Regions from separate parts of the Homo sapiens genome. Here region 2 is linked to region 1. A link is an interaction called in ENCODE POLR2A ChIA-PET data of the cell type or tissue named here. Cell type or tissue: HepG2. All regions are shown on one strand. Links, peaks and the distances in the headings refer to the core of each region. The heading gives the core; the rest is flanking DNA. Region 1 has its middle 16 kb from the start of FSD1L. Region 2 has its middle 91 kb from the start of CT70.

Region 1 (4,401 bases), core at 328-4,327:
CCCGGCGAATTTTTAAATTTTTTGTAGAGACATGGTCCCTCTATGTCTCCAGCTCCTTGGCTCAAGCAATCCTCTTCCCTTGGCTTCCCCGTGCCTGAATTACAGGCATGAGCCACCACGCCTGGCCTAATTATAGTTCTTATGATGTGGAGCTCAATCATCTATTACTAAATTATTTCATAGTTATTTTCTTTCTCTTTTTTAAAAAATTAAGATATCATTAACATATCATAACACTGACCATTTTAAAGTGTTTACTTCATGGTTTTTGGCAAATGCACAAAGCTGTGCAACTAAGACCACCACGTGACTCTAGAACATTTCATTGGCCCAAAGAGAAACTCCATGCCTTTTAGCATTCAGTGCCTATTCCCCTCACCCAGCCCCTGGAAACCACTATTCTACTTTATTTTGCTGTGGATTTGCCTATTTTGGATTCACGTGAAAGAAATTATACAATATGTAGAATTATTTTTGTCAGCTTTTCACTTAGCATGTTTTCAAGTTTCAATAATGTTGTAGCATATACCAATATTTCATCTCTTTTTATGGCTGAATAATGTTCTGATGTGTGATATATTATATTTCGTTCATTTATTCATCAGTTAATGGATACTTAGGTTGGATTTGCACCTTTTCGCTATTCTGAATAATGCTGCTATGAGCATTCGTACACAAGTTTTTGTGCGGACATACGTTTTCAATTTTTTTGGTTATATACATAGGAGTGGAATTCCTAGGTCATATGGTAATCCTGTATTTAACTTTTTGAGGAATGCCAAATTGATTTACACAGCAGCTGCCCCATTTTACATTCCCACCAGCAATGTATGAGGGTTCCAATTTTTCTACATCCTCGACAAGTGTAAGTTTCCATCTTTTTGATTATAGACATCCAGTGAGTGTGAAGTTGTATCTCAGTGTGGTTTTGTTTTGCATTTTCCTTATGACTAATGATGTTAAGCACCTTTTCATACATTCATATGATGAAGTCAAATTATCTGTCTTTTCCTTGGTTGCTTGTTCTTTTGCTATCATGACCCAGAAATCATTGTTTAATCCAAGGTCATACATATTTAGCCTTAAGTTTATCTTCTGAGAGTTGTATAGTTTTAGCTCATACATTTAGGTCATTGATCTATTTTGAATTAATTTTTTATATGTCATATATGGAGTATATGTAGGTGTATATGTATGATATATTTGTAGATGTCCAACTTTCTTCTTTTGCATGTGGATATCCAGTTGTCCCATTTGGACAACAACTATTTTTTTCCAAATGAATGGTCTTGATATCGTGTCAATGTCCAAATCAATTGGCCATAGATATGTAGGTTTATTTCTAGATTTGCAATTCTATTCCATTGGTCTATAGGTCTTAGTTGAGCTCTTGATAAACACTGGCATGAGATGAGTATATTTCATTCTCTAACAAGTGCCTGGAGTATAGCTGAACACTAACTGGCCCATGCTGCTTACCTGTCAGCTGACGTGAGTAAGAGATTGACAGCCTCCTCTGAGACATGAGGATCATAAAAAGGGCATGCGCCTGAAAATAGTTTGTACCTCTGATCAGCTCCAAGAGTCTCCATAGAGACAAAAAGACAAATAAGGTCCAAATTCCAGTCCATATAGCTTGGCTAAAATAATCTGAAGCCTAGTAATTTTTAGGCGGGTATAACTCATACACCCATCTCAGCACCCTCAAAATCACCTGATAAATATTTATGGAGTCCCTGTTCTGTGCTGTGTACAACAAAGCAGCTTTAATTTGAGGATTTTATTTCCTGGCATTCTTCCAACAAACTACTTGCAGCAAAGTTGCCAAAGACAGTAAGCTGATTGTATGAAGGTATCATTATTTATTTATTCATTGAGACAGGGTCTCACTCTGTTGCCCAGGCTTTAGTGCAGTGGCGCAATCTTGGCTCACTGCAACCTCTGCTTCCTGGGTTCAGCAATTCTTGTGCCTCAGCTTCCTGAGTAACTGGGATTACAGGCATGCGCCAGCACTCCTGGCTAATTTTTTTATTTTTAGTAGAGACGGAGTTTCACCATTTTGGCCAGGCTCGTCTCGAGCTCCTGACCTCAAGTGATCTGCCCACCTCAGGCTCTCAAACCGTTGGGATTACAGGGGTGAGCCACAGCATCTGGCCTGAAGTTACCATTGTTATAGGCCAAAAACAGTTGAATGGTGGCTCTTATTTTTGAAAAGTTGATTTATAGCCCTTCTCTTTGTCAATAATTAGCCAGTAGGCCAATTGTCTCTTCAAGCCACTCCTTGCTAAAGGTAATACAACCTTATCATTTGTGTATAACGGAATGTTTGGTCCTTCTGTTTTGCTTTGTTGAAGGTAGGAGTGGCAAGATATCTGCAGGATTGCATTAAATTTATCCAAAATGATATTAGGTTAACATGCAAGTTGTAAAGAAGGGAAGCAGAGACAATTATTCCCTGGGCCTGGAAGCTTCATCCTTCTGCCTTTAGGGACCAAAGCTTTGTTGCCATATGGTCTGCCATAACAATCCAAGATTGATCCCTTTCTTCCTGTTTACTGGTGCCAGAGATCCTAGAATAGCAAGGTATAGTTTGTGTCTGGTAATGTTTAATCTTGATGACAGCTGGCACAAGAAACATAACCCTGAACCTTGGAACAAAGATGGTTTTCTGCTCAGTGCAAGTACTATTGCAGCGTTATTACAGCAAGCTCAGAAAGACAGCCAGACTTCTGAATTACATTATTCCTTTTTAAGTTGCTAAAATTGAGGCTGAGGCAGGAGAGTTGTTTGAGGCTTCCATTTGACACTGTAAAAAATAAGAACTTCAGTTCATCAAAAGACACCATTAAAAGAGAGAAAAGGCAAGCCACAGACTAAAAAAGGATATTTGCAAAGTACATATTTGGTAAAGGACTCCAAACTAAAATTTATAAAAACTTTTACAAATCGCCGGGCGTGGTGGCTTACTCCTGTAATCCTAGCACTTTGGGAGGCCGAAGCGGGGTGGATCACCTGAGGCCAGGAGTTCAAGACCAGCCTGGCCAACATGGAGAAACCCTGTCTCTACTAAAAATACAAAAATTAGCCGGGTATGGTAGTGTGCGCCTGTAATCCCAGCTACTCGGGAGGCTGAGGAAGGAGAATTGCTTGAACCCAGGAGGTGGAGGTTGCAGTGAGCCAAGATCGCACCACTGCACTCCAGTCTGCGCGATGGGAGCGAGACTCCATCTCAAACAAACAAACAAACAAACAAAAAACTTTCGCAAATCAGTAAGAAAAAGGCATCCCAAATGGATGAAAGATTTAAATGGGTACCCCACAAAAGGGGATAGCCAAAAGGATAGAGCATATGAAATGATGCTTAACATCTTCAGACACCATCCCCTACTCTGTACAGTCAGGCAACTGCCTTTTTTCATGCTCAGCAGACAGAAAGGTATTCTCTGAAGAAGTTAAGACAGATCTTAAGGGAGGAGCATCCAAAACAGAGGTATCATATTAAGTCAGGGGGATTAAGATACCGCACTCCCTCCCACTGCCCCTGCCACCCCACTCCCCCGCCGCCCCTGCTTCACCCCTCCACTGCCCAACCCATCTCCTAGAATTCTCACAACCAGGCCTTTACCCACCAAGCAGGAAACTGAAAAATATTCTCCAGGGAATCTGACCAGCCCAAAGGAAAATGCCTAAAGATGCTCACACAGGGGGTTCTCTAGCTAGAAAGTCCAATCAAGTCATTATACAATGAAGCATTTCAATGACAAGATCTACCCACGAATAAAAACTTCCAATTAATTTTAGTGCTGCTTTCTTAAATAAGAATTACCAGACCCTTGGGGAAAGTCTCTACCATGAAAGACAGACATCAAAACAAAGAGAAAGACAACAACAAAGCAACTTAGAGGAAACAGACTATAAGGTAGAAGAAAACTGTAAATTACTAAACTCAGATAATAGAGAGGATTGTAATAAAAAAACTAGTTTGCTATTTAGGCTGGTCGGTGGCTCATGCCTGTAATCCCAGCACTTTGGGAGGCCAAGGCGGACGGAACATTTGAGTTTAGGAGTTTGAGACCAGTTTAGCCAACATTGTGAAACCCCGTCTCTGTTAAATAAATACAAAAATTAGCTGGGCATGGTCATGCATGCCCGTAATCCCAGCTACTTGGGAGGCTGAGGGAGGAGAGTCATTTGAACCCCTGGAGACAGAGGTTGCAGTGAGCCGAGACTGCACCACTGCACTCCAGCCTGGGTGACAGAGCGAGACTCCATCTCAAAAAAAAAGGAAATAAAATAGTTTGCAATTTAAAAGAGGAAGATTCAGAGAACAAAAAAATTTAAAATAGAAAAAAGTGTAAAATTCATAGAAGGGTTGAAAGATGAATTTGAGGAAGACTCTTA
Region 2 (4,401 bases), core at 179-4,178, 350 kb before region 1:
CTACTCCAGTTACTCCTGTGGATAAATAGCATTACTGTTGTAGAACCTAAGATTGGCCTTTTGAGATGTCTTTTCAGGTTTTTGCATTTCTGATCAATGATTCCACCTGGCCCCACCAACCAGTCCTGTGGCCACAGCCAGAAGTGAACTCCCTGGCCTGCCAAACTATCCTTGAAAAACCCTAGCCTCTGAATTTGGGGGGAAATTGATTTGACTAATAACTGTCTCCCATATGGCCTGGCCAGCCTCATGTCTGTTAAACTCTTTCTTTATTGCAATGCCATGGTCTAAATGAATTAGTTTTGTCTGTGTAGTGAGCAGGGCGAACGCATCTGCAGTTACAGTCTTAGCCTGGGCTCGCCGTCAAAAGTAGATCCCACAACAAGAGCTCAGAGAGTAGGAAACTGGAGGGAAAGAAACAGAAAGAGGATGAGCCCACGTGTTATCAAGTTGGTCACAACTTTGAGTAACTGGCCCTTCTGAAGCATATAGACGGTAATACAGAATTATCTTCCCAGGAGAGGGAAACAGGGATGCGAGCACTTACCTGTCAGCTCCCATGCCCCCATTGTCAAGGGCTGCCTCATAGAGTGTTAAGTAATTCACATCTCCAGGAGGCACAGGTGTAAGTGTCAGGCAGACTTCCCTGGTGGGTTGGTAGGTGGGAAGTGCGGGAAGAAAACAAAAGATGTTCGTGCAACTGAGGCCAGGTACTGTCAGGCTACACTTGTGTAAAGCTGGTTGCGAAAGCAATGACATAAAAGGTGGGCCAAGTCTGCACACTTTCTTTGTAAATGGTCAGATAGTAACTATTTTAAGCTTTGCAGGCTATGTAAGGTCTCTTTCATGTGTTCTTTTTTCTTATTTTACAATTCTTTAAAAACTTGAAAAAGAAATATTCTTAGTTTGTGGCCTTAAGAAAATGGGCCACAGCCAGATTTGGCCAATGGGCTGCACTTTGCCACTTCATGGGCAAGAAGATGTGAGGCCTCCTCTGGGTAGAGAGGTCTTCCTTTACCTCTTTACTTATGAGTGCAACTACCCCTCACTACTCTCAATCCCCCTTCTTGCTTGATTTTTCTCATTTTATAAAATGTTATATAATTTACATATGTATTTAGTTTATTGCCTGGGTTATTCAATAGAATGTCAGCTCCATGCATGCATGCATGACTTTTTTTTTTTTTTTTTTTTTTGAGACAGAGTCTTGCTCTGTTGCCCAGGCTGGAGTGCAATGGCGCAATCTCAGCTCACTGCAACCTCTGCCTCCTGGGTTCAAGCAATTCTCCCGCCTCAGCCTCCGGAGTAGCTGGGATTACAGGTGTGCACCATCATGCTGGCTAATTTTTTTGTATTTTTGTAGAGACGGGGGTTTCACCATATTGGCCAGGCTGGTCTTGAACACCTGACCTCAGGTGATTCACCTGCCTTGCCCTGCCAAAGTTGCTGGGATTATAGGCATCAGCCACCATGCCCAGCAGATTCAAATATTTTCTGATTAGCAATTGTTTGAAAGAGTTTATCTAAAGACCTGGAATCAATAGAAAGGAGTGTCTCCATGAAGATAAGTGTCTGTGGAGACCAAGATTCTTATTATGCAGATGAAGACTTCAGGTAGCAGGCTTCAGAGAGAATAAGTTGCAAACATTTCTTATCAGACTTAAAAAGGGGCTAGACTCTTAGTTCATTCTCTCCTGGATCAGGAAAGCAATCTGGAAAGGGAAGGGGATTCTCTACAGAACGTAGATTTTCCCCACAAGAGACAGCTTTGCAGGGCCATTTCAAAATTTATCAAAGAAATATACTTTGAGGTAAAATACTTCTATTTCTTTCAAGGTCTGCTATGTGTCATGTTGGTATCTTACTGCTACAAAGAGTCTCTTTTGTCAGTCTTAAGGTCTCTGTTTTAATGTTAATGTTGGTCACCTGTACCTGAATTCCACTGGGAGGAAGGTATAATAAGGCATGTCTGACTACCCATTTCCATCACGGCCTGAACTAGTGTTTCGGTATTACTTTAGAATGCCGTTGGCTGAGAGGACAGGTCCTTTCGGTTGGTTGGGGAGGTCTTACAATTTTATTTTCGGTTTACACCGGTGTGAACCTCAAATATCTGAGACAGGTCTCAGTCAATTTAGGAAGTTTATTTTGCCAAAGTTAAGAATGTACGCCTGTGACACAGCCTCACAAAGTCCTGATGATATGCACCCAATGTTGTTGGGGCACAGCTTGGTTTTATACATTTTAGGGAGACATGAGACATCAATCAATATAGGTAAGATGTTCATTTGTTCCTTCTGGAAAGGCAGGAAAACTTGAAGTGGGTTGGGAGCTTCCAGGTCATAGGTAGGTAAGAGACAAATGGTTGCATTCTTTTAAGTTTCTGATTAGCCAGGCTTTCTAAAGAAGGCAGTCAGATATGCATTTATCTCAGTGAGCAGAGGGATGACTTTCAGTTCTGTTTGTCCTTTGTCCACAAGGAAATTCCTCGTGAGGAAGGCATGTAGCTTTTTTTTTTTTTTTTTTTTGAGATGGAGTCTTGCTGTGTGGCCTGGGCTGGAGTGCAGTGGCACAATCTCGGATCACTACAACCTCCATCTTCTGGATTCCTGTGATTCTCCTGCCTCAGCCTCCCCAGTAGCTGGGATAACAGGCACACACCACCATACCCTGCTAATTTTCATATATTTAGTAGAGACGGGGTTTCTTCATATTGGCCAGGCTGGTCTTGAACTCCTGACCTCAAGTGATCCACCTGCCTCAGCCTCCCAAAGTGCTGGAATCACAGGCAGTCGGCTCCATGTAGTTTTTTTGTTTGTTTGTTTTTGAGATGGAGTCTCACTCTGTTGCCCAGGCTGGAGTGCAATAGTGCAATCTCGGCTCACTGCAACCTCTGCCTCCACGCCCAGCCCCCGTGTAGCTTTTTTTTTTTTTTTTTTTTTTTTTAATCTTAGTAGCTATCTTTTTAAGGAATAGAATGGGAGGCAGATTTGCCCTAAGAAGTTCCCAGCTTGACTTTTCCCTTTGGCTTAGTTATATTTGGGGCCCTAAGATTTATTTTCCTTTCACACTGGTCACAGCAGAGGGAGACAGAGTTATTACTCAAATCAATCTCTCCAAAAATTTGGAGGCTGGGCCTTTTCAAGGACGGTTTGGTGGACCCCTTCTAGGTAGGGCCACAAGGACCAGTTGGTGGGAGTCAACAGGTCCAGATGAAGCCATTGGTTGTCAGAAATGCAAAATCCTGAACAGACATTTCAAAAGGCCAATCTTAGGTTCTACAATAGTGATATTATTTGCAGGAGTAATTGGGGAGTTGCACATCTTGTGACCTCCAGAATAATGGCTGGTAATCATTTATGTTGTAAACCAAAAATAAAATTAGAAGACCCTCTGCAACCATCTGAGTGGACTCACCCAAGGCACTCTAAAATTTAACATGAAAGACTGGTTCAGGCCATGAGGGGAAATGGGGGTGGGACATGCCTCAATATATCCCTCCAGCATTAACATCAACACAGACTTTAAGTGTGATAAGAAACATTTACAGTCTATTCTCTCTAAAGCCTGCTACTGGGAGGCATTCTGCATGATAAAACCTAGGTCTCCACAATCCCCGTCTTAATCCAGACACTCTTTTCTATTGATAGTAGCTTTTTCAACTAATTGCCCATCACAACAGAATATATTTATTTATTTATTTTTATTATACTTAAAGTTCTAGGGCACATGTGCACAACGTGCAGGTTTGTTACATAGGTATACATGTGCCATGTTGGTGTGCTGCACCCATTAACTCATCATTTACATTAGGTATTTCTCCTAATGCTATCCCTCTCCCAGCCCCCCACACCACAACAGGCCCCAGTGTGTGATGTTCCCCTCCCTGTGTCCAAGTGTTCTCATTGTTCAATTCCCACCTATGAGTGAGAACATGGGGTGTTTGGTTTTCTGTCCTTGTGATAGTTTGCTGAGAATGATGGTTTCCAGCTTCATCCATGTCCCTCCAAAGGACATGAACTCATCCTTGTTTATGGCTGCACAGTATTCCATGGTGTATATGTGCCACATTTCCTTAATCCAGTCTATCATTGATGGACATTTGGGTTGGTTCCAAGTCTTTGCTATCGTGAATAGTGCCGCAATAAACATGTGCGTGCATGTGTCTTTATAGTAGCATGATTTATAATCCTTTGGGTATATCCCCAGTAATGGGATCGCTGGGTCAAATGGTATTTCTAGTTCTAGATCCTTGAGGAATCGCCACACTGTCTTCCACAATGGTTGAACTAATTTACACTCCCACCAACAGTGTAAAGCATTCCTATTTCTCCACATCCTCTCCAGCATCTGTTGTTTCCTGATTTTTTAATGATCACCATTTTAACCGGTGTGAGATGG

The links. Peaks named below come from ENCODE experiments on the same cell type or tissue, not always from the same donor. Only the 100,000 strongest peaks of a DNase experiment are listed, where the experiment ranks them.
Region 2: POLR2A ChIA-PET joins it to region 1 with 5 read pairs; 1 of 35 experiments calls an interaction of 5 or more read pairs at or near these places.

Annotation. Positions count from the first base shown.
Region 1 is chr9:105,430,066-105,434,466 of GRCh38, forward strand. It overlaps a transcript of SLC44A1 not described here. Among named protein-coding and RNA genes, the nearest start is that of FSD1L, 16 kb to the right of the region's middle. In HepG2, for the core only: no CTCF peak of the experiment used is centred there; a DNase peak (open chromatin) is centred at 2,606.
Region 2 is chr9:105,081,012-105,085,412 of GRCh38, forward strand. No RefSeq gene overlaps it. Among named protein-coding and RNA genes, the nearest start is that of CT70, 91 kb to the left of the region's middle. In HepG2, for the core only: no CTCF peak of the experiment used is centred there; a DNase peak (open chromatin) is centred at 2,458.